Regions from separate parts of the Homo sapiens genome. Here all the other regions are linked to region 4. Evidence: chromatin contacts called from ENCODE Hi-C or POLR2A ChIA-PET data. All regions are on one chromosome and are shown on one strand. The core of a region is the stretch at or near the end of the contact, and the rest is flanking DNA. Distances in the headings are between cores, read along the strand shown.

Region 1 (3,179 bases), core at 308-2,807, 700 kb after region 4:
CCTTCAGCATAGCAAGTAAACAATGTTGTGAAATTAACGTGGAATGGATGGACAGAATAAACACAGTGAAATTTGGAGGTTCTCGAATCACATCCCCAAGGCTGCAGCTAAGGCATTACAACAAAGTGAGAGAACACATCTGTCTTTGGCTTTCTCAGCCTCCTCTTTCTGGACACTTTTGTCCCTTTTTGGTACCCCATCCCCCAATATTTTTCCCACCTCTCATATAATAAAACCTGCCTTCAAAAGACAAATTGACACTCCTGATAGTGTTGTAAAGGGCCAGTAGAACTTAATGGTCCATTCTTCATAGGGTCCTTCTAAGGGTCATTTTAAAAGGAGAACAAAGAAGCAAAGTTTTCAAGTCACAAAAATAAATATTTAATTCTGGAATTTCTGGCCTAAGTTAGCAAATGCTGGGAGCATTTGGGAGGATGGCACAGGAAGGAATGGGCCTCCTGGGACTCCCCTGGTCACATGGGTGGCTATCTACATGCTAGTCCTGGGTGCCAGTAACACAAAGTCAGGGTTCAGGCTAAGAATTTCTAAAATTCTGACCACTGGGCCCTCAAAGGAAGCCAATCTGCTTACATCTGATTTCAGTTGCTTATGTTTTGCATTTTTCTTGTAGAAAAATAAAGAGTTATTTTGGTCACATTATGCCACTGAAATCACAGAATGTTTTCCAATGCTTTTAATGACCACCCTGAAAAGAACAAATTTATCACTGTCTCACAACTTCAGAGAGTTTTTCAGAAACTATAAACAAAATATTTCATAATAAACTCTCTCTCTCTCTCACACACACACACACACACACACACACACACACACCCCACAAAGGAAGGAGTAACTAAAAATGCTCCATTCATCAATGATCAATTTTGGTCTTACTATAGAATTCTTTTAGTGTGCATTTTCCTTGATTTACTGGTGAGTAAAAGCATGCCTTCCTTTAAGGATTTCCATGTATTTTCTGCTTTTAGGCTAGTGATGGTATAAAATGTTTATCTTGGTTGCCAACTCCTGTGGATTGTTAGTGGCTGACTAAAGCCCTACGTTGACAAAGTTGCTGAAGCCATGTCCAGGTACAATGAGAAAAAAAGTACTATAATTGATTCTCATGTTTGCCATGCATGCAGAGGGAAAAATAATCACATGCCATCAACTGTTTTTGCCACTTGTCATACACTGCCCCCTCTACTGGTCCCCCTTGAAGTAATCCCTCTTCCAAACTAGTTCATACTTTAACCTTAGAGTAGAGAATAAAACCAGGTCTAATCTAATTAATATTTCACATTTTCTTGATCATAATGATAGTTTTATGGATACTCAAATAATCCAGTTAGAGGCAGTAAGACTTTAGTGGGGGATGCCACACCAAAGACTCTCAAATTTTGTCTGCAGCATTTCAGCTTGGGAGGCTTTTATGGTTTCTAGTAACTATATTGCAACCAGGAGAGAAAGATCACCTGAAAATGAAACCAACCCAGAGGTAGTGGAAACAAAACTGATGAGAGGAACTCTCCAAGGCATGTCATTAAGCCCTATTGAAAACTAGGCTTAAGCTACATAGAAATGTAGTGGGGGTGGAGTGGCCAAGATGGCCAACTAGAAGCAGCTAGCATGTGTGGCTCTCACGGAGAGGAATAGAGGGGCGAGTAAAAACAATACCTTCAACTGAAACATGCAAGTACTCGCATTAGGATTAACCAAGGAAACAACCTGACACACAGAAAACAAAGAAAAGCAGGACACTGAACAACGGCCCACTGGGGAACAGCACAGAGCCAGGGGATCCTCCCCAGTCCTAGAAAGCAGTGAGTGAATGAGTGACCCTGGGATCGCTTCTCCAACAGATCTTTGCAACCCTTGGCTCAGGAGATCTCCCTGTGAACCCACACCACCAGGGCCTTCAGTCTTCAGTCTGACAGAGCCATCTGGATTCTCACCAGAACAGCCACTCAGGCATGTGTGGAGAACGTGGAGGTTTAGGTGCTTGGGCTTTCTGGCAAAAGTAGCTGCAGCTCTGGCAAAATCGGAGGTTAGATTCCTGTACCTACCCTTAGGAAAGAGGCTGAATCCAGGGGGCTGAGCAGGAACAGTCCACAGGCCCCACATCCTCACCACCTCACAAGCTAAGACCCACTGGCTTGAAATTCCAGCCGGCTACCAGCAGCAGCATTGCACCTCCCTAAGAAGGAGCTTCTTGGGGAGGAGTGGGCTGCCATCTTTGCTGTTTGAGTGCCTTAGTCGTTCCAGCCTTCAGGTTTTGGAAAGTCTGAGCCAATCCAGGGCAGAAGAGATCCCCTAGCACAGCACAGCTGCTCTACCAAAACATGGCCAGTCTGCTGCTTTAAGCAGGTGCCCGATCCTGTTCCTCCTCACGAGTGGGGCCTCCCAATCAGGACCTCCAGCCACTCCCACCTGAGCTCTCCAGCCAAAAGAACTGTGAATTCCCCCTGGGAGGGTGCTCCCAGAGGGAGGGGCAGGCTGTTATCTTTGCTGTTTGGGCAACTTAACTGTTCCAGCCTTTGGGCTTCAGAGTACCTGAGGTGACCAAGGGCTGAAGTGAACCCTCAGCACAATGCAGCTATTCTATCAAAACAAGGCCAGACTGCTTTTTTAAGTGGGTCCCAATCCTGTTCCTCCTCACAAGGTGAGACCTCTCAACCAGGGTCCCCAGCCACTTCCTACAAGTGTCTTTGGGCTGACAACAGGTTCGTACCTCCCTGGGATAAAGCTTCCAGGGGAAGGGACAGGCTACCATCTTTGCTGTTTCACAGGCTTCATTGGTGACACCTCTAGGTTTTGCGAAATCCAAGGTGACTAGGAACTGGAGCAGGCCTGAAGCATACCATAGCAGCCCTATGGAAAAGTGGCCAGACTGTTACATGGGTGACTGTTTCCATATCTCTTCACTATGCAGGTCCTCCAGGCCTGGGCCTCCAGCCACCTCCTGTCAGAGCTAATCAAGCCAGCACCAACTCAGCAACTCCCTGGACAGACCCTCCAGGAGCAACTGAAAGCCTCTCAGTAGAGAACTGCCCTTGCTACCCTCAGACTAATAAAGGAGGAAAGACCCTAAGTGCCTTATCCACACCTCCAACAAGCTGCAGTTAATCCAAGGAGAGGCCAGTCTGTCTCCCACGGGTCCCACACCATCCTCCCTCCATGGC
Region 2 (3,225 bases), core at 683-3,182, 1.0 Mb after region 4:
ACCCTACTCTTCCGGATGATCCTAGGAGGTCCATCGGACTAGTCACATTCATCTTTCCTCTTGCCAATCAGTTTCTTGTTTTTAGAATTCTTTGAGTTATAGTCACAGTTCCTTAGAAATGATTTGAAGAGAAAATTGTCCTTTGGCTGGCAGCAAAAATCATTGACATCAGAGTCTGTTGTTTGGGAGTAATAACCCGGGAGAGGGAGAAATGGCACATTCAGGCTTGCCAACATTTGAAATACATGGAAAAGGGACAGTGGCAGTGCCATTGAACTCTATTGAAATCCACTGGATTAAGAAGCTTTTCAGAAATAGGGAAATGGGAAAGTGGTTAGCATTGCGTTAACAATGAGTGCCTATTTTGTAAACAGAAATAGTTGGCATGTGTAGGAGATGAGTCCCACTCATTGTTTTTAGAAGTTGAGCAGCTATTGCTAGTTTATGAGTCGTCTGTGATGCATCTGATAAGGGGGTTCTAAGAATTCAATTCTCTTAGCCCCAGAAAGGTAGGGGTGTGTGTGCGTGTGTGTGTGCGCGCACATGCGCTAGAGTGTATACCCTGAGTTCACTCAGTCCTATTTATGCTGAGTTGCCTCAGGTGCCTTGGTCCTATCCAAGGACAGCAGTGTGATCTCTGTTTTGGTACAGTGTATTTTTCTTAGCCTGCAACAGACAACTTAACTATACTGGCTATGGTTTTACAGCATTATTTACCTCCATGATTGGTAGAATGCCTTCTCTGCTCACTCATCTGGTTTACAGTAGGCCAGGTTGGAGTTATCACAGTAGAGCAGGTTAAGTGTGGTGCAGAGAGTTGGATTTTCAAGGTTAGCTTGAACTTTTATTACTCACAGAGTGGTAGTTGGTTTAATTAGAAAACTACTCCTTTGTGGGCCAGTTAGTTTTGCTTTGTTCTCTGGCCACAGACTTTACCTTATGTCAGGCACATGATTTCAAAGATCTGCATCTATATCAGGGGTCAGCAAGGGACAGCCTGCAGACCAAAGCCACCCGCAGCCTCCTTTTGTGTGGCTGGCTAGGTAAGATTGACTTTTAATTTTATAAAGGACTTTAAAAAAGAAAAGATAGTTGTAAAGTGTACATTGTTCCATGAGATCTTTATAACAACCCTGTTAATTACCCCCATTTTATAGATAAAGAAACTGAAACTGCCTTTGCAAAATTATAACCAAGGAAATTATGACAGTGAAAGAAATCAGACCTAACCAACTCTATCTTGCTTCTAACCCTTAAGCTGTCCTTGTTCATTCCTGGGCATAGGCCGAACTAACTTTGGGAAGGAATTCAGTTCATGGTTTGACTGAAACAAAATTGGTAACAGCCCTTTTCCAAAAAGACCCCCTTCTTGCCTGGGGTCCAGTCTGCCTTTGCAGGACTAACAAATTAACTACACGATTAGAAATTACAGTTTAGGGGTCATGCAGCCTCTGGCTCCAAGAGTCTGAACCTCCCCAAATTGCTCCTCGGGGTAACATCATTATTGTAAAACCTAAGATCAGTGCTTGAGATATTTTGCAGAGCTGTACTCCATGTATCAGCTGACACCACCCAGACTGGTAATCTCGCCCAACCAGTTCTGCCATTGCACCCAGGAACAGAAGACAGCAAGAAAATCTTACTTCACCCCCCTATGATTTCATATCCAACTTAACCAATCATCACTCCCCACTTCCCAAGCCCCTAGCTGCCAAATTATCTTTAAGAACTCTGATCCCCGAATGCTCTGGGAGACTGATTTGAGTAATAATAAAACTCCGGTCTCCCACACAGCTGACTCTGCATGACTTACTCTTTCTCCATTGCAATTCCCCTGTCTCAATAAAGTGGTTCTGTCTAGGCAGCAGGCAAGGTGAACCCATTGGGCGACTACAAAACTAAAATTAACGGAGGCTAAGCAACTTGCCCAAGATGACTGACATCTGTGGGGAGGAGAGCAACAAGTCCATTGGGTGCTCCTCTTAAACCGCCTATTTCTCCTTAAATGTGTCTTGTTACCACAAAAACAGAATGGGAAAATATGAATGAAGCCCCCAATCCACCTTTCTACCGGAACAAAAGTCCCAAATACCCACCGAGAACAGCATATTCCTTTACTTCAACAGTCACATGGGATTTTTCTGTCACTCAAGAGTTAACATCTTTAGAATATGATAAAGAGTAGGGATCTAGGTTTGAGGAGAAGGGAAACGACTTGTCCTTGTGGAGTGGGAAAAGAGGAACGAGGACACATCAAGAGTGTCAAGAGTTATAAATGGAGTGCCCACAAAACCCACAGCCCTCTACCCACTATAGGTTAAAAACAGGAAGTGGTAGTGGTACATGGCGCTCTTTCTCACTGGTACAACATCCTCATTTAAGCTCAGACCTCCCTTTAACTTTTTTACAAAGAACCAACTAAACTAAAATTCTATTTTTACTGGGATACTTCTTTTAGATTCCTCTTTCTTTTGAGGATTATATTAGATACTATTTGAATTGGCCATCAGCAATGCATATTTATTTTTCTAGACAAAACAAAATACCTAACTGACAGTGAGGCTAGTTTAAGAAAAGCTTTGCACCACAGAGCTTAGATTTACCTACAAGGAAAGAAATGGAAAGAACGGTACAAATAATTGCTCTCCACCTGTTTCCTGCCTGGCCTTTTAAAACCACCCGTTTAATTCCCTAATCTAATTTGTAAGCATTATACATGATCACATGCTACAAGGTCACCGTGTGCTGGTCTTCTGACCCTCAGAATTTTGAAATTTGATCAGAATTTAGTGACTAAGAAGTCCACTTTAGGACTGAATAATTATGTTTCTACTCCTTTCTGTAAGTATTTTGTGAGCTCCTTAATCAAACAGGGATTCTATTAATGAGCTTAAGACTTAAACAAATGCAACTCTCCCCTAAAAAGGGGTTAAAATAATAATACTGTCACTTGAAAAGTTCTTTATATTTTTATTGTAAAACTAAGATAACCATTAAACCATTTTGAAAATGCATAAAATAAATGAAATAAAGTATAAAGAAAACACGCAAAGTCTCTCTGTTCGGAGTGTTCAGGCTCACCTTAGACAAGCTCCATTAACATTTCAATGTATTTCATTCTAAGATTTTTGTTTGGTCTTATTTTTTACAGTGTTATTCCACTCTGGATGTTTGACTTTGATAGACAATGCAACGTGATGGGTAGGGACTTTGGAGTCATACTAC
Region 3 (3,371 bases), core at 291-2,790, 760 kb after region 4:
GTCTTTATCATGTGATTCCTCCGGGCTGAATCTCCCGTTCAATTTCTCTTCCCAGATTCTACCCTAAACTAAATACCGAGGTTTGGGGTTACCACTATATATAATGGGACTATTTTCTAAATCAAGGCTTATGACCCTGCATATTTGTTTTTTTCCTGTGGTTGTAAATTAACAGTATGTTCCCACTACACTTGTGTTCTCACGTATTCCTGTCCCCGCCCTGGCCCAGTGTACTGACCTTACTAAGTGCACAAATAGTGTCTCTTGGAAACTGCTTACATTCAATAGCACTTTCTAGTGTTCCATGTATCATTTGTTAAACATGCTTTTAGAATCTATCATGCCAGAGGCTAGGAGTTACTGATATAACATTAAACAAGTTGGACATAGTGCTGTCCCCACAGAACTGACCACCAGAGATATGACCAGGAGATATGACCAAAGAGATATGAACAGGAACCCTGGGAATACCAAACGGGAGGGAAATCAAGGGTGCAGCAGAAACAGAGTCCAGCAGAAGAGGAATGTTCTCCCATATACAGGAATCTAAATTCTACTTGATATTCTATCTCTTATAAGCACGTGTAGTTCACACCTCTATTTGGGATCCCTATAGAACACAGAGAAAGAGGGATGCTCTACTTCCCACTCATTTGCAAGCTTGCATTTAGGGAGCACTCACCATACAGTGAGTCTGATGTATGCTGTACATAGTAACAGTATACCCTGAGCCAGATGCTGTTTTAAGCCTTTTACATATATCTGTGAATTTTTTCATTTGATTCTTACAACCTCTCTATGAGGTAGTATACAGTAGTGTCTCTATTCTACAGATGACGAAACTGAAACACAGAGAAGCTGAGTAACTTGCCTGAGTTTACACAGCTACTAACTTAGCAGCAGCATTTAAACTCAGACAGCCTAGCTCCAGCCTGAGCTCTTTGGCCCTTCCTTCCATGCCTCTCTACCCCAGCACGTAGATAAGCAAGCACACCATGCCTCTCTTTCCTGCAGGAGCTCTCACTCCACTGGCAAAAGTGGGTATAAACACCTACACAGTGTACAGGGGCTATACTGGAAATATGAATCACATGACTGCAACTCACAAAACAAACTTCAGAAGACATAGTCCACAACACTTATACAAAACAGAACCTATTCTCCATAACAGAAATGGCTACCACTTATTAAGTGCCCCCCGCAAGGTACCTGGCACTTCATTTAAATTATCTCATTGCCTTCTCATAACAACCATGCAAGGGGCATAGTATCACTTCATCTTACATAAGAGGAAACTGAGGCTAAAAGAAATTGTGTGACCTCTTTTAGCTGAAGCTGAGGTCCTTTCCCTATTTATGTAGTCTCCTTAAAACACAATGCTTTGTCCTTACTCCTAAAAAGTGACACCAATGTCAGGTAACTTCATAACTTCTCTTTGATGTAGAAAGTAAGGGGAAGTGTTTCTGTTCAGGCAGTTACCAGATTCACTTCCCAAACTCTGCAACAGGAAGCTGGTGCAAACACACCAAAACATCATGCTCACAGCAGCCTGACTGCTTAGAAACCTCCAGCTCCAGATTATACCCTCCAAGGCTGACGGAAGCACTGCTGAAGGCACTTGCAAGGTATAAGGGTGCCACAATGGAGCGCTCCATCCCAGAGGCGAGGGTGATCCCAGGGACAAAGTGTTTGAAGAGCTCAGCAAATCATAAGGGGGAGGAAGAGGAAGAAGAGGGGAGGGGAGGGACTGGGACAGGATCCTTCCATCAAAATTGTCCTTCAACAACAAAGGTTGCCTAACCCTTCCTGATCAACGCAACCTCCACTTTTGGCTAGAAAGTGTCCTGGAATGGAAAAGAGAACTTAAGACCAAGGATTTGTATCCAGGATTTTAGAAGAGGAAGAGAAGTACATTTTAGCCCTGAAGTGTGAGACGTATTGCTTCTAAGAATAGAAAAAAGATAAAAATTATAACTGTTTTTAAAACATATACTACAGTTTTATAATAACAGCTGCTTTCCTCCCTCCTCCATCCCCCTCCTGCATAGAAAACACACTAACTGTACTAGTTAAATCCACAGTAATAGGTCAACTTAATATTAGTTTTTACTTTTTTTTTTGAGACACAGTCTTGTTCTGTCACCCAAGCTGAAGTGTAGTAGAGCGATCCCAGCTCACTGTAACCTCCACTTGCCGGGTTCAAGCGATTCTCCTGCCTCAGCCTCCCAAGTAGCCGGAACCACAGGTGCACGCCACCATGCCCAGCTAATTTTTGTATTTTTAATAGAGATGGAGTTTTGCCAGGCTGGTCTCGATCTTGTTGCCTTATGTGATCTGCCCACCTCAGCCTCCCAACATGTTGAGATTACAGGCATGAGCCATTGCCCTCTCTGTAGGGGACAGAAAAGGAGCAAGTCGTTAGACTTTCCAAAGAGTAGAAAAAAGAAAAGAACATGGCAAAACAGCATTTGGTTATCAGCAGGAGCAATGACTCAAATACAAGCATAACAAAGGAAGGGATGTGTGGTTGAGTCAAGAAAGTAGTGACTTGTGTGAAAACCAAAGAGGAGTGAATATTGTTCCTTCTGACCAATGAATGTAGACAGTCAGCGTGCTCGGAGCCTCATGGCATCCTGCTTTCCCCTGGGGCTGCTAGGGGGATTAGGTAAATATAAACGTCTTCAAATAACACAAGATGTGAAAAATAGAAAGCACAGCAAACTGGAATAGTCATCAGATGATATATCTAGGAGAGCTTATTCTGCAAACTAGAATTACAGAATAGAGAGATGTGGTCAATTAAGAGTATTTAAAGATGAGTTTCTATGATGAGGGTAGGTGACAAGAGGGAGTTGTAATCCAGGACAAAGAATCAGAAGAGACCACCATTCTCCAAAGACCAGGTGATGATTTTAATAAACTGGCTCATGTACTATCACCCCAACAGCTAGTTTCTATATCAAAATTAGTTCAAGATTTCAACAGGAGGAAGTGGTTTACAAAAGAATTACCAAGAATCCAGAAGTGTTTAATGGAAAAAAAAATGCTAATGAGGTAAAAGTTGATTTGTGTACTATTTAGACTACGCATTTTTTTTAAAAGGGGGGTGTCCTACCAGCAGGTAGGACCGTTAAAAAAAAGACACTGCTGCAAAATTCCTACACTCCCAGAGTTCTTCATGGCCTGCGACACACTGTCATGAACCTATCTCCTAGACTAGAGCCTCATAGTTACCTACTTAGATAGTGCAGGAATTATGCTCATTTTACAGATGGGAAACTGAGGCACAGAGAAGTAAAACAATTTTTGAAGGGTCACACAGCTAGTAGGTGACAGAGTTAAGTCCACCCTAGAGACTGCATTTTAAATGA
Region 4 (3,123 bases), core at 264-2,763:
GTGGCATTATTTAGCATACCCTCCAAAAAGTATTTACATGTTTTACCAGTTTATCTCTTTATTCTTCTTAAGAACTCTAAGAAGGGCGCGGTAGCTCATGCCTGTAATCCCAACACTTTGGGAGGCCAAGACGGTCGGATCACCTGAGGTCTGGAGTTCAAGATCAGCCTGGCCAACATGGTGAAACCCTGTCTCTAGTAAAAATATAAAAATTAGCTGGGAGTGGTGTCGCGTGCCTGTAATCCCAGCTACTTGGGAGGCTGAGGCACAAGAATTGCTTGAACTTGGGAGGCGGAGGTTGCGGTGAGCAGAGATAGCACCACTGCACTCCAGCCTGAGCAGCAGAGTGAGACTCCATCACAAAAAAACAAAAACAAAAACAACCTAAGAAATTATTTTCTTTCTTTCTTTCCTTTTCTTTTCTCTCTTTCTCTTTCTTCTTTCTTTCTTTCTTTCTTTCTTTCTTTCTTTCTTTCTTTCTTTCTCTTTCTTTCTTTTTCTTTCTTTCTTTCTTTCTTTTTTTTTCTTCTTTCTCTGTCTCTCTCTCTCTCTCTGTTTCTTTCTTGTCTCACTCTGTTGCCCAAGTTGGAATTCAGTGGCGAAATCATGGCTCACTGCAGCAACTCTGCAGGCTCAATCAATCCTCCCACTTCAGCCTCCCTAGTAGCTGGGACTACAGGCCTGTGCCACCATGCCTGGCTAATTTTTATAGTTTTTTTTAGAGACAGGGTTTCATCATGTTGTCCAGGCTGGTCTTGAACTTAGACTCAAATAATCCACCTGCCTCAGCCTTCCAAAGTGCTTGGATTACGGGTGTGGGCCACCGCACCTGGACTACATATTCTAATTTTCTCCATTTTATACTTTTAAAAATTAAGGCTAAAAGATTGAGTAATCTGCCCAAGGTCATCCATTTTATAAGAAGTAGTGCTGGAAGTAAAACCTGATGCCAAGCCTTTGTGGTCAACCACAACATACAAGATTGCAGACAACAGATGCCTCACGTCCCTTCTCCAGTTCACAACTAAATTGGCTGTTTTCTTTCACTGTCCATTTTAATAAATTTACAAGTTTATCAATCACTAATATTTTTGTTATTGCCAAGCACCAGTTGTCTCTTTAGTGTTACATGGGGTGGGCTGAAGGAGGCTAGGGTGCTGATTCCTGTCTACAGTAAGTGCCCAAAAAATGATGGTCTCAAGAAAGGCTGGTCAGAAATGCCAACTTAAAGTTTCAGATAAAATGGAAAAACTGAAAAGTACTTACTCATTAAAGTAACTGGTGATTTTTAAGCATCTCTCTCAGTTGATTCTAGATCTCGTCCCTAGATAGCTTTCTTCCTCTCCTGTAGATCATTGTGACCAGACGGGAGATCTCAGAGCTTGGGCTATAGGGGAAATAGGTTAGCCTCTGGGTGCTGCTGTGCTTGCAAGCCAGCGTCTGGGGAGAAGATGACATTTCCGGTGGCATCTGGGGCAAACGACACAAGTCAGCATTTAGTTTCTTGCTTTAGGAAGCGGAAGACTAATGACCGAAGCTTCAAGACTTTGACATGTGTGAAAACATGAAATGGTAAGTCAATACAAAGACAGCATCTTCCTGGAATTTGGTTTTGAGCTTGTTTTCATTTCACCTTTCTCAGTAATCTGGGTGTAGCTTATTTTGACTCTTCCTTTGATTAAACAATTCAGACCCTTGGCTCTTATTGTTCTTGCTGGTGTGGTATGTTCACGGCTGAAAAGATGGTCAGAAGGGGAAAGGAGGAAGTGAGAAGAAAGAAACAGGGAAATGGTAAGAAGAACTCTACTTTTCTAAATAATATTTAATAGTAGTAATCTTGTGTTTCTGTGCAAGGTGTTACAGTTTACAAACCGCTTTTATTTTTATTTATTTATTTTTTTTGAGACGGAGTTTTGGTCTTGTTGCCCAGGCTGGAGTGCAGTGGCATGGTCTCGGCTCATTGCAACCTCTGCCTCCCAGGTTCAAGCGATTCTCCTGCTTCAGGCTCCGAGTAGCTGTGACTACATGCACCCACCACCACACCCGGCTGATTTTGTATTTTTAGTAGAGATGGTGTTTCACCATGTTGGCCAGTCTGGTCTCGAACTCCTTACCTCAGGTGATCCACCCGCCTTGGCCTCCCAAAGTGCTGGGATTATAGGGGTGAGCCACCATGGCAGGCCACAAACCGCTTTTAAATCCTTTCACTTCATCTCTCCACTGACGTCTTGATGGAAAAATGGCTCAGTCCACACTACAGGAAACCACAGGCCTGAGCCCCAGCCTCAGCTAGATCCAGTATGTGGCAGAGCAAGATAAGAACTTTCTGCTTCCTCCCTTAGTGTTCCACTTGAAACCAGCAGGTAACTCAAGGGGACAGCGTGCTTAAAAGGGAGATGGTTCGTCTGGCGCTGTGGCTCATGCCTGTAATCCCAGCACTTTGGGAGGCCGAGGCGGGTGGATCACCTGAGGTCAGGAGTTCGAGACCAGCCTGGCCAACATGGTGCAACTCCGTCTCTACTGAAAATACAAAAATTAGCTGGGCGTGGTGGTGGGCCCCTGTAATCCCAGCTACTCGGGGGGCTGAGGCAGGAGAATCGCTTGAACCCAGGAGGCGGAGGTTGCAGTGAGCCAAAATCGTCCCATTGCACTCCAGTCAGGGTGACAAGAGCAAGACTCCATCTTTAAAAAAAAAAAAAGGGTGGGGGAGATGGTCTTCTGATTGATTAGATAAGTGTAGGCATTTGTTTTCTTTTGTCTGGAATAATATGATTTCGGGGAGAGGAATATCACTTTCCCTACAAATACCAAGATGAAAAAGAAAAGGAAATAATGAATCAGAAAAAAAAGAGAGAGAGAAAATGCATGACTACAGAAGGTCCCAGTGCATGACTACAGAAGATCAGAATATACCACCCCCAGGTTCCCGTAATCCCAGGTCCTTGGGAGGCTGAGGCAGGAGAATCGCTTCAACCCAGGAGGCGTAGGTTGCAGCAAGCCGAGATTGCGCCACTGCACCTCAGCCTGGGCAACAGCGAGACTCCATCTCAAAAATAAAAAATATGCCACCCCAAAATATAGTTATTTGGCATATTTCGAGCTGATTATTCTGAGCAACTGCAG
Region 5 (3,135 bases), core at 636-3,135, 560 kb before region 4:
CTCCTAATAGATGAGGAAACTGTGGCCCAGGATAGGGTCAAACGGCCAGGTAGGGTTCACCTCCACTTGTACCAGGCCAGACTCAACACAACCAGCTGAGATCCCAGGCTGGCCCTCCCTGCTCATCCTTCTCTTGCCTTCGGTCTTCGCAATGCAATCATAGGGCTCTGACGCCGCCTTCCAGAGGGGAAAGCAACAGGGCCAATAGGAAACAAAAAAGTGGCAGGGAGAAGTGAACCTTGACAAACATGGAGGGTGGCGGGGTGCAGTGGGGAAAGGAACTAGGGCTCTGTAGATAACGCGCAGAGATGGGCCAGTTGTCCTCAGGATCCCACAGGTGGTGAGGCAGCTGGGCAGGCAGAGAACACCCTAGCCAGGGTGCCCATCCCCCCTTCTTGGTGACCCAGTGCTTTGTTGGCATTGTGTAGGGTGGGGCCCTGTATGCCCCTCTTCTAAGGCATTAACCCCACCTCATGCTGCGACTCTACCCAGGGATGGCACTCAGCACTCCCTGTGGCAGTGAGTAAATTAGTTATTTTTAGTTATTCCATTTAGGGTTCTTTTGGCCGAGGATTTTAGTAATGGAATATAATCATCATATGTAAAAGTATTATACGTATTTTCTTCCCAAAGTCCTTTCCCACACATATTATTTCATGTAGCTGTGTAATCCCGGGTAAGCAATTTATTTAACTTCAGGCCTCAGTTTCCTTATCTGTAAAATGGACATAATCGTAAGGCCTACTTCATGAGACTAATGTAAGGATTAAATGAAATAAGGGAAGCAGGTTGCTTAACATAGTGCCTGACACATAGAAAGCATTTTTTAAAATGTTAGAAAGTAGAGATAATATTTTTCATCTTCATACCAATTCTATGGCGCAGAGAGGTTAAACTGCGAGCCCAAATGTGCACAACAAGGAGCACTGGTCAGCCCAGAGCCCCCATCAGCGCACCGATGCTTCCCCTTCCCTCCCAGAAGCACAGAAAGGGCGGCTGGCCTGCAGGATTTGGCAGAGCTTGGCTGAGGAGCCACAGCAGACGGGTAGCAAAAAGGCACCAACATGGGTGGAAAGAGAATGTCCAGTTTCTATGAGATCCCTAACGCCGTCCTCCCTGTGGGTCTCAGCAGAGGGCTCTGCGGGGGAGCCCTCTGGAAGGAGGGAGATGGGCTTCCCCAGCCACCCCTAGCCCTCTTCCTTTCCCACTTCTTCCCTCTCTGCCCTCACCCAGCACCCAGGGAAGGGGCGCCTGGGGGGCAGGGGATCCCTCAGAACAACCGTGTGTGTGTGCGTGTGTGTGTGTGTGTGTGTTTGGGGATAGGAGGCGACCAGCGCCGCGGGCGCGCGGAGGGGACACTGTCGTGGGGCAACTGGGCGGAGGGCGACAGGCAGTGTGCCGTGACAGATAACCCGGGCGGCGCGGCAGGTCTGTGCAGCCGGCAGTGGCGGGCCGTCGGCACCCCCAGGTGGCGCCCGGGCGGGCATCGGGTCTCAGAGGCACCCAGGAATGCCCAGGAGCCCGGGCCCGCGTGGGGCCTGCCGCCGCCAACCGCTGTTTTCGAGTAAACACTCCACCCGCTCCGCGGGGAAGCGCCGCTCGCGGGGAGCGTCCTGGAGCAGCTGACGGCGCCCGCCCCGCAGCCGCGCACCCGCCCCGCGCCGCCCAGCGTCCCGGGGTACCTGCGAGCCCTCCCATGGCCGCGGTCCCCGGCTGTCGGTAGACCACCGTCCAGACGAGGAAGATGGAGAAGCCGGCCACGGAGCTGATGCCGGAGTAGGCGGCGCGGAGGCCGAGCTGCAGCCTGGACGGGGCCATGGGGCTGCGGCGCCGGGCGGGCCGAGGGCGAGCGCGGCCGAGAGTCACAGGTGCAGGGCCCGAAGCCGCCAGCCGGAGCCGCGGGAGCCGCCAGAGCAGCCGGCGCCCCGCGCTCCGCCCCCGGCCCGCCCCCAGCGCCGCCCGCACAGCGCCCTCCCCGGCCGGAGGCCGCCCGCGCCCGGAACCGCAGACGCCACCGCCGCTTTGCGAAGCTGCCGTGTCGTTTGGGGGAATGCTGCTAAAAAGGCGGATTCCTGGGCCCATCCCCAGACCCGCCGTGTCCGGATTGTTGGACCTTGGAAGGGACCGGAAATATGCCTTTATACGAGCGAACCGCGAGGATTAAAAATCTTTACCTCTGAGTACGATGCGTATTTTCGTTTAAAATTAAAATTAAAATTTCTTGTTAAAAATTAATAGGTAAAACTTAAGAAATATTAGAGTACGCTGTGAATAGAATTCCTTCCGCCCGTCCTTCTATCAACCAGGTTCCCTCCCACCATATCGCAGAGGATTTCTCCACACACTAAAGTCTGGGAACCCCTGCGACCATCACCTTCTGACTGCAAACATTCTATACATTCTATCCTCACGCACAGCTCCCCACAAATCCCTACTTTTTTTTTTTTAAACAGAGTCTCACTCTGTTGCCCGGGCAGGAGTACAGTGGCGCCATCATAGCTCCGCATCCTCCAACACCTGGATTCAAGCAATGCTCTCACCTCAGCCTTCCAAGCAGCCAGGACTACAGGTGTGTGCCACCACGCCTGGCTAGTATTTTTTGTTATTTATTTTTTGTAGAGATAGGGTCTCGCTATATTGCCCAGGCTGGTCCCCAACTCCTGGCCTCAAGCTGTCTTCCCACCTCGGCCTCCCAAAGCGCTGGAATTACAGGCTTGAGCCACTGCAACGGACCTCACCTTTCCTTTTATCAGCACAAGCCTTATCCTCCCAAACCCCTCACCCTGACCCTCGGGATCATACCATTGTAAGGAAGAGACAGATCTGTAGCAGGAGGGCACTGAGCTCCCACGTGAGCCCAGCTTCCGGCCGGGAGCTGGAGGGAAAATCCCAGCACAATAACAAGGGCTCTGCCACAGCACTAAGGATCCACATGGGGAGGCCCATCATATACCTGCACAAAACATAACCAATACCCCTTGCATTAGTTTTTTTTGTGTGTGTGCTGCCGTAACAAATTACCACAAATTTACTGATTTAAAATAACACAAACTTATTATTATTTTACAGTTCTGTAGGTCAGGAATCCAAATAATGGTCTCACTGGGCTAAAATCAAGGGGACATCAGGGTTGCC
Region 6 (2,977 bases), core at 309-2,808, 670 kb before region 4:
TTGGCCTGGGGATCCTTGGAAGGAAAAGAACAATCCCCAGGTTCTTCCCTCATGACCTGGGGATTGTTCTCTGCATTGCTCCTGACTTAGTGGAAGTGAAAGGTGTCCACGGCTTAGGGTTGCAGAAATGACTCAGAGCTAAGCTACCTAGATTCAAATCCAGCTCCAAAGACAATCACCTTCCCTGCGCCTCAGTTTCCACCCCTAAGATAGGGGCAATAAAGTACCCACTGGAGGAGGCTCTTATGAGAGTGAAGTGAGTGAGGACACAGGAAAACCATGGAGCAGGGCCCAGTGCGGAGCAGTAGGCATCTGCTCTGATGATTGTCATTGCAAAAGGACCCAGTTGGGCACTACAATCAGCCTGTCCTCATTTGGCCCCAGGAACCACCACTTGCCTAGCTGTGGGACCCTGGGTAAGTCACTCAGAGTGCTCTGAAATTTGGCTTTGCTACAAGTAGGACTGCTCCCTGCCTCACAGAACTGTTGTGAGGGCTAAATGAAATAATGTATGCAGAGCTTAGCAGGCCTGGCATGTAGTAAATACTCCGGAAACATTTTTTTTAAGTTCCAGGGTGGTTGTCTATCTGGATGTCACCTCTGACCTCTGAAAACCACAGGGATTGAGGATAGGAAAGCAGTGCTCCTTTCTGCATCCACCCGGTCCCCACCTCACCTTCCTGAGCACCAGGAAAGGAGCCTGAGGAATCAATAAGGCCAGAGGAGGAACCCTGCAGAGCGTGGTCAGCTGGGAAGGACTTGGGCAGTAGGAGCAGAGGGGGCAAAGGAGGGCCTGGGTTGGGGGTACGTGGCAGCATGCCTGTCCTCAGCAGACACCTCCCACTGCCCATGCTTCTTGTGGGGGTGGGCCAGCCCAGCTTAGGTTATCTTGGCTCATTGTCCACTAGTGTTTTCCTCAGATGCTCCCTGGGAGCTGGCAGTACTGGAGGGGGTGGCAAGTGGCCTCAGTCGGCTCACAGTTCTAGGACCGGGCCCAGGTCTTGGAAGCCCCTTGAGCTCTCCCCCTTCCCTGCTTAGGCCACTGGAAGACAGAGGTCTCCAAAGAAAGACAAAAGCTGGGGTCTAGACATACCCCATCTGGGGTCTGACTTAAAGGCCTTTGCCAGGGTCACCTCCTGTTGGCATCAGAGAAGGAAAGAAGTGTGTGTTTGTGTGTTTGTGTGTGTGTGTGTCTGTCTGTTTGTCTATGTCTGCAGGTGGACAAGTAGGGCCGGGTGTGAGTGGAAGTGGAAAGGATACTATTCTGCCCATCCCTCCTTGCTGGCCCCCCAGCCAGCTGCTAAGATCCAGAGTCTGGGCAGCAGAGTCAACCCTACTGCAGCTGGGGGTGTTGAGCATGTCTGGGGAAGAGCTAAAAGTGGCAGAAAACATCCTGTTTGAAAGCAATGCTTTGCTGTATTTAACCCCTGCAACACCTGCTCCGCCTACACCCGGTCTCCACAGACAGGAGATCTCAGACACCTGCCTTTGAAGCTGTCCCAAGAGGCCAAGGCTGTGGGCTGCCATCCAAGCCTGCCCCATTCCCAGCTCCTGTGCGGCACCTCCTCTGCCCTGCCTGGGGCAGCCGTCTTCCCGCTCTTAGCAGCAGGACACATGGCCCAGTTGCTCTGCTTCCTGAGCTGCCTACAATCTGGAGATGGAGGGGGTAGTGAGAGTGTGGGTCTCCCTAACGAAAAGGCCCTTCCTCCCTCCTGACACCCTGGGCTGTGAGAGGAGAAGGAGTGCCTAGGCGGGAGGCTGTTTCCTTCTGCCTGGGGCTGGTTGCCGCCACCGCTTCCCACTGCTCCTGCTACTCCCTGCCTCGAGGGAGGGCCATCCTGGCTGCTGCCCAGCCGCCACCCCCACACCCCTGCCAGCGATGACATGGCATGCCTGCTCCCAACAAGCCACTTCTGTTTGCAGTCACTGATCTGGGGACTAAAGTCCCTGGAAAGAGCCTCTCGTGCCCACTTCCTTAGAGACTGGGGAGGCGGTCAGCGCTCCGCCTTAGATAAAAGGTTTCCCCTTCTTCATTTCAGAAGCCTTTGGGTCTGAAGTGTCTGTGAGACCTCACAGAAGAGCACCCCTGGGCTCCACTTACCTGCCCCCTGCTCCTTCAGGTAGGTGTTTCCTCATCAGCCGCAACTTCCCTGGCTTTCTGTTTTCAAGGGGCGGGGTGGGGGGGAGGGGCATAAGAAGGTGGTGGGCAGGGGAAGGAAGGGATACCACCCAGGATTTTGCAAGGTGGGTCCCGGGCCAGCAGAGTCTGCAACTGAGATGCATGAGTGTGTGGGGTGCGGGTGGGAGTTCAGAGAAGGGCTCAGGAGATGGGGCTTGCTGGCTCCAGCCACGACCCTGGCTGGGCTCTCCTGTGCGTCTGATGTTTCCTATCCAGCCCCCATCTCCTCTTTCTCTTTGCTGCCTTCTTTAGTCTCTGCCTGTCATTCCTGGGACTTTCAGCTCTCAAGCCACAGAGGCTTGGACATCTCCACATGTGGACTCTGGTCCTGGGCGCTGGCTTCTTGATAGCAGCAAATAACCTCAAGCAGGGTTGGGTCTTCTGTCAGCTCCCCTGAAATGGTCTCATTCACTGTGGGCCTCTGGCTGCTTGATCCAGCCTTTCCAGCCTTCACCCCCAGCATAGAGACTTCCTGATGTCAAGGCAGCACCCCACCCCATTGCAGGACTGCCCCGTTGCTGTGCTGTGGTAGTATGTTGTTCCACTCGCTTGCATCATAGCATCTCCAAATGAGTCCATGTGATGCTGAACATGTGTTGACTGATTTAACAGATATTCCTTCCTACCCCCCATTTGATTTCTCTGTTTTCCACGAAATCCACCGGATACTTGGGAGCCTGGATGACCCAGACTCTGTAGCAACACCACGATGACTCGGAGCTGCAGCATCTCAGCTGACCCAGGGTTAAGCCACAAGCATCCTGGACAGTTTCCCCTATTACCCCACAATGATATTGG
Region 7 (2,936 bases), core at 28-2,527, 890 kb before region 4:
GAGACAGAGTTTAATCCAAACGAACAGAGCTGTGAAATAAGATGTCAGTGACTGACATGGACCAGCTACACTCATGACTACTTGGCCTTAGGACTTGACAATATAATATAAAAGTATCAGCACATGAGGCAATACAAATAATCTACTTTGATGTATTTGACAGGGGAGGAAACCCTGAACTCAGCAAGCTGCTGAGAGTATCAGAAAGGCTGGGGGCCTCCAGAAACTGCCCTTCTTTAAGTCTGAGCTCAGACTGTGCCTGTGGCTGTGATCTGGGTGTAAAGGACCTATTAAGGGGGCATTTCTCTAAGACTTCTACAGGGCCTGGGTCCAGAGGCCTGCCAAGCTGAGGTGCTTGACAAAAAGCCTGAATGAACAAACATATTTCTTCCCATTATGTTCTCTTAGAAAGTATGGCAGATTCCAGGTTAATCAATGTGTCCCAGGAACAACAAAGCCCTTCAAAGGTCACAGGTGATTCCTGGGTCCTTCTCTATCTCTACCCAGAAAAGCAGATCTCTAGTGGGCTCCCAAAAGCTTTCCTCACAGCTCTGCCTGTTTCAAATTCCTCCAGAGTTCTGGAAGGTTCTACATCTTGCCAGAGTCTAGCCTAATCCGTCCTCAAGTTGCTTGTTTGTTTGTTTGTTTGCTTGCTGAATGGTCAATCAAGTATGAGGTGGTGCAGAGTACAGGATTGCAAGTTAAGAAACTTGTTTCCTAGTCCTAGATGGGCCGTGCACTTAAAACCTTTGGGAAATCACTTCACTTCTCTGAACCTGGTAAGACTAAAGTATCTCCAATAACCTCTACAAGCACTAACGTTCTGTGATTCTCAATAAAACACGAGATAGCCTGAGATCGATTTAGATCTCAGGTCCCTATCTGTCGGGGGAAGCCACAGGTTTCCGCAGATTTAGGGCCACCGCGAAAAGCTGCCATGGAAACTGGAACGCAAGCAAGCAAAACTCGCCGGGCGGAACCAGAAGGCGGCGGGTAAGGGAGCAGAGGGAACAGAGAAAAGCATAGGACGAAGGGCTCACTAACAGTATTCCGAGTACGAGAAAGCGAAAAAGCCCAGACTGAAAAGGGTACTGAGAAATTACGACTAGTCTTAAATGCTCCCTTCGCTTCTCGGGCCTCGCCACACCGCGCAGGCGCCCCACTGGTCCTTAACTCTGTTCTTTGACCTCCTGCCCCAGCCCCCTCCTCTTCAGCCACCTAGCGACTCTTCCGGTGCTGTGAAGGCGGTTCCGGTTCGCGGCGGTTCCCGGGTTTTGCGTTCCGCGCCCGGCCGGAAACCCCTTCGCATGGCAGCCGGTTCCGGTTCGGTGAGTGGCGGCGGGAAGCTGGGGGAGGGGTGAGGATGGAGGGAGCCTGGTCCAGGAGACTGTGTCGGACCCGGTCAGCCGGCCCGGGCTGGACTGGGCGGAAGCGGGGAGCACTGTGGGGCCGGCGCCTTTTCCTCTGCCCCGCCCCCTGGGACCACCTCCCCTCCCCCCTGCTGTCCGGTGGCCGCGCTGTGGCCGCCGGTGGCCGTTAGGCTACCTGAGGCCGTTCCTTCTGGTCTCTCTCTCCTGGGCCGCGGAGAGACCGTCTCCCTGCCGTTACAGCAGGCCCCATCCCAGCGCCCAGCCGTACTTGGGGAAAGGCCGGTTGCGATTCCGGGGCTTTCCCGCCAGAGCTGGGTCTTCTCTGGGGAGAGCTGTTTTCACCGGGAAGCTCGGCTTTCTGTGGTACCGGCTTCATCTCCCGCCTTCCTTGAGACCCGAGTGATATTTCTTGACTACTTCTGCGTCTCACGTAAACATTTCTCCAACTCTCCTACTCTGTGGTATCTCCCTGAGATGTGATATCGCTAGTGCCACCATCAGAAAGAAACGTCTGGACCCTCCTGCTCAGGTTATGAAAATCCCCTTAACTGCCACAATTTGCTTACCTGGCTCATCGCCTCCTGGTAATTCCCTTGAACCGTCTCTTTCTTGGTGTACCCTAACGTGATCTCTGGATCTATGCCTCGTTTCTCTTTCCTTGAGCTTGGTGATTTCTGTTTATCGGTGCCTGTGCAGTATTTCCACTATCTTGTTAGCAGTAACTTGCTTCTTTATCACTTTCAAGTCAGCCTTGTTAAAGTCATTTTACTTCATATTTGGTACACTTATTATATTTGGAGTGGTGGTGATTCTTGTAATATTCATATAAAGCCTTTTATCTACTACCAACTATTTGACTGAGGGTCTTTGTTATAATTGGTTATTCTGGATGTATTAGATCTCATCATCTCCTAAATCTTTATTCTTCATAAAAATAATTTGTGTTAAGGACTCATGTTGAAATACAGATTACCCTGACTTTGAAATTACAGTTAAAGCGCAACTTTAAGCATCTCTATAAGCATGATCCCTTAACCTACTTCCAGTTTACACTCTACCACCCTTTATTTTTCCTCTCTAGTCCCTTTTAGGAAGGCTTATTCATTTTTAACTGACTTCAATTAATTATCCCAACTGCAAAGATGGTCTTCATGTCACTCATCTAATGAGTTGTCTAGAGGGAGTGGATGGGTACAAAAACAGGTTCTGCTACTTCTGGCTAAGGGAATGCAGTTGTTGACTTGCATTGCGGCTTTGGAACTCTTGTCCTTTTCTTCCCAACTTCTACATCTTCTATCAGTTGTACCAGCTCTACTGTCTTGCGGTACCTGTTTATGGATCTGGCTTTCCCTACTGGACAGTGAGCTGCTCAGTGGCAGGGACCCTTTCTTAATGCACGTAGTCGGTGCACAGTAAATGAATGTGTATGAAAGAATTTGAACACTTAGGGTTTACGGCGTTAGAGTGTTAAGGTATTTAAGGTGTTAGAGTGATTGGGAGAGATTACATGTAAAAATAGAAGGAAAGAACCTCAAACACATGACGATATAGTACAAACTATTGTAC

The links. Hi-C counts contacts between places; a loop is a spot of excess contacts on that map. ChIA-PET counts read pairs that join two places held with the same protein, here RNA polymerase II (POLR2A). Pooled maps may share reads with other maps.
Region 1: a pooled map shows a loop between it and region 4 (3-fold over the local background). The contact joins the enhancer-like site here to the promoter of PCED1B-AS1 in region 4. A Hi-C loop is called at or near these places in 1 of 37 single-sample maps with no recorded cell type and 2 of 50 pooled maps. POLR2A ChIA-PET finds 5 or more read pairs at or near these places in 1 of 52 experiments (activated CD4-positive, alpha-beta T cell).
Region 2: a loop to region 4 is called in a map of B cell, with 7 times the contacts of the local background. The contact joins the enhancer-like site here to the promoter of PCED1B-AS1 in region 4. A Hi-C loop is called at or near these places in 5 of 168 maps with a recorded cell type or tissue (B cell, CD4-positive, alpha-beta memory T cell, naive thymus-derived CD4-positive, alpha-beta T cell and 1 more), 7 of 37 single-sample maps with no recorded cell type and 14 of 50 pooled maps. POLR2A ChIA-PET finds 5 or more read pairs at or near these places in 3 of 52 experiments (CD4-positive, alpha-beta T cell, activated CD4-positive, alpha-beta T cell and activated CD4-positive, alpha-beta memory T cell).
Region 3: a loop to region 4 is called in a map of naive thymus-derived CD4-positive, alpha-beta T cell, with 3 times the contacts of the local background. The contact joins the enhancer-like site here to the promoter of PCED1B-AS1 in region 4. A Hi-C loop is called at or near these places in 1 of 168 maps with a recorded cell type or tissue (naive thymus-derived CD4-positive, alpha-beta T cell) and 4 of 50 pooled maps.
Region 5: a map with no recorded cell type shows a loop between it and region 4 (8-fold over the local background). The contact joins the promoter of SLC48A1 here to the promoter of PCED1B-AS1 in region 4. A Hi-C loop is called at or near these places in 1 of 37 single-sample maps with no recorded cell type and 1 of 50 pooled maps. POLR2A ChIA-PET finds 5 or more read pairs at or near these places in 2 of 52 experiments (Caco-2 and activated naive CD4-positive, alpha-beta T cell).
Region 6: a pooled map shows a loop between it and region 4 (5-fold over the local background). The contact joins the enhancer-like site here to the promoter of PCED1B-AS1 in region 4. A Hi-C loop is called at or near these places in 4 of 37 single-sample maps with no recorded cell type and 10 of 50 pooled maps.
Region 7: a pooled map shows a loop between it and region 4 (7-fold over the local background). The contact joins the promoter of SENP1 here to the promoter of PCED1B-AS1 in region 4. A Hi-C loop is called at or near these places in 2 of 37 single-sample maps with no recorded cell type and 6 of 50 pooled maps. POLR2A ChIA-PET finds 5 or more read pairs at or near these places in 2 of 52 experiments (BJ and OCI-LY7).

What each region holds. Positions count from the first base shown.
Region 1 is chr12:46,515,774-46,518,952 of GRCh38, reverse strand. All of the region lies in intron 3 of SLC38A4-AS1 (SLC38A4 antisense RNA 1), which reads right to left. Among named protein-coding and RNA genes, the nearest start is that of SLC38A4-AS1, 130 kb to the right of the region's middle. RefSeq lists enhancers at 1,360-1,539, 1,710-1,799, 1,990-2,039. Within about 2 kb of position 1,557, at least 4 of the 41 ENCODE cell types and tissues checked have a DNase peak (open chromatin) inside an H3K27ac peak, as active enhancers do.
Region 2 is chr12:46,217,263-46,220,487 of GRCh38, reverse strand. The region is part of intron 5 of SLC38A1 (solute carrier family 38 member 1); the gene reads left to right. Among named protein-coding and RNA genes, the nearest start is that of SLC38A1, 50 kb to the left of the region's middle. RefSeq lists a silencer at 504-563. Within about 2 kb of position 1,932, at least 15 of the 41 ENCODE cell types and tissues checked have a DNase peak (open chromatin) inside an H3K27ac peak, as active enhancers do; they include B cell, CD4-positive, alpha-beta T cell and natural killer cell, where a contact is called at or near this core.
Region 3 is chr12:46,458,505-46,461,875 of GRCh38, reverse strand. The region is part of intron 2 of SLC38A4-AS1 (SLC38A4 antisense RNA 1); the gene reads right to left. The region is part of intron 1 of LOC124902923 (a long non-coding RNA gene); the gene reads left to right. Among named protein-coding and RNA genes, the nearest start is that of SLC38A4-AS1, 77 kb to the right of the region's middle. Within about 2 kb of position 1,540, at least 18 of the 41 ENCODE cell types and tissues checked have a DNase peak (open chromatin) inside an H3K27ac peak, as active enhancers do.
Region 4 is chr12:47,214,833-47,217,955 of GRCh38, reverse strand. PCED1B-AS1 (PCED1B antisense RNA 1) reads left to right here and starts at 1,513. Exons shown (of 3, transcript NR_026544.1): 1 at 1,513-1,572; 2 at 1,692-1,791. PCED1B (PC-esterase domain containing 1B) reads right to left here. Exons shown (of 4, transcript NM_138371.3): 3 at 1,267-1,734.
Region 5 is chr12:47,771,988-47,775,122 of GRCh38, reverse strand. It overlaps SLC48A1 (solute carrier family 48 member 1), which reads right to left and starts at 1,885. Exons shown (of 3, transcript NM_017842.3): 1 at 1,683-1,885. The coding sequence starts at 1,818. RefSeq lists enhancers at 653-1,157, 1,158-1,664 and a silencer at 1,410-2,019.
Region 6 is chr12:47,881,837-47,884,813 of GRCh38, reverse strand. It overlaps VDR (vitamin D receptor), which reads left to right. Exons shown (of 10, transcript NM_000376.3): 2 at 2,040-2,120. Among named protein-coding and RNA genes, the nearest start is that of VDR, 22 kb to the left of the region's middle. RefSeq lists enhancers at 894-1,083, 1,514-1,623, 1,761-2,273. Within about 2 kb of position 1,558, at least 10 of the 41 ENCODE cell types and tissues checked have a DNase peak (open chromatin) inside an H3K27ac peak, as active enhancers do.
Region 7 is chr12:48,104,420-48,107,355 of GRCh38, reverse strand. SENP1 (SUMO specific peptidase 1) reads left to right here and starts at 1,277. Exons shown (of 18, transcript NM_001267594.2): 1 at 1,277-1,328. It also overlaps a transcript of PFKM not described here. RefSeq lists enhancers at 531-1,404, 1,690-1,899, 1,405-2,280 and a silencer at 1,410-1,549.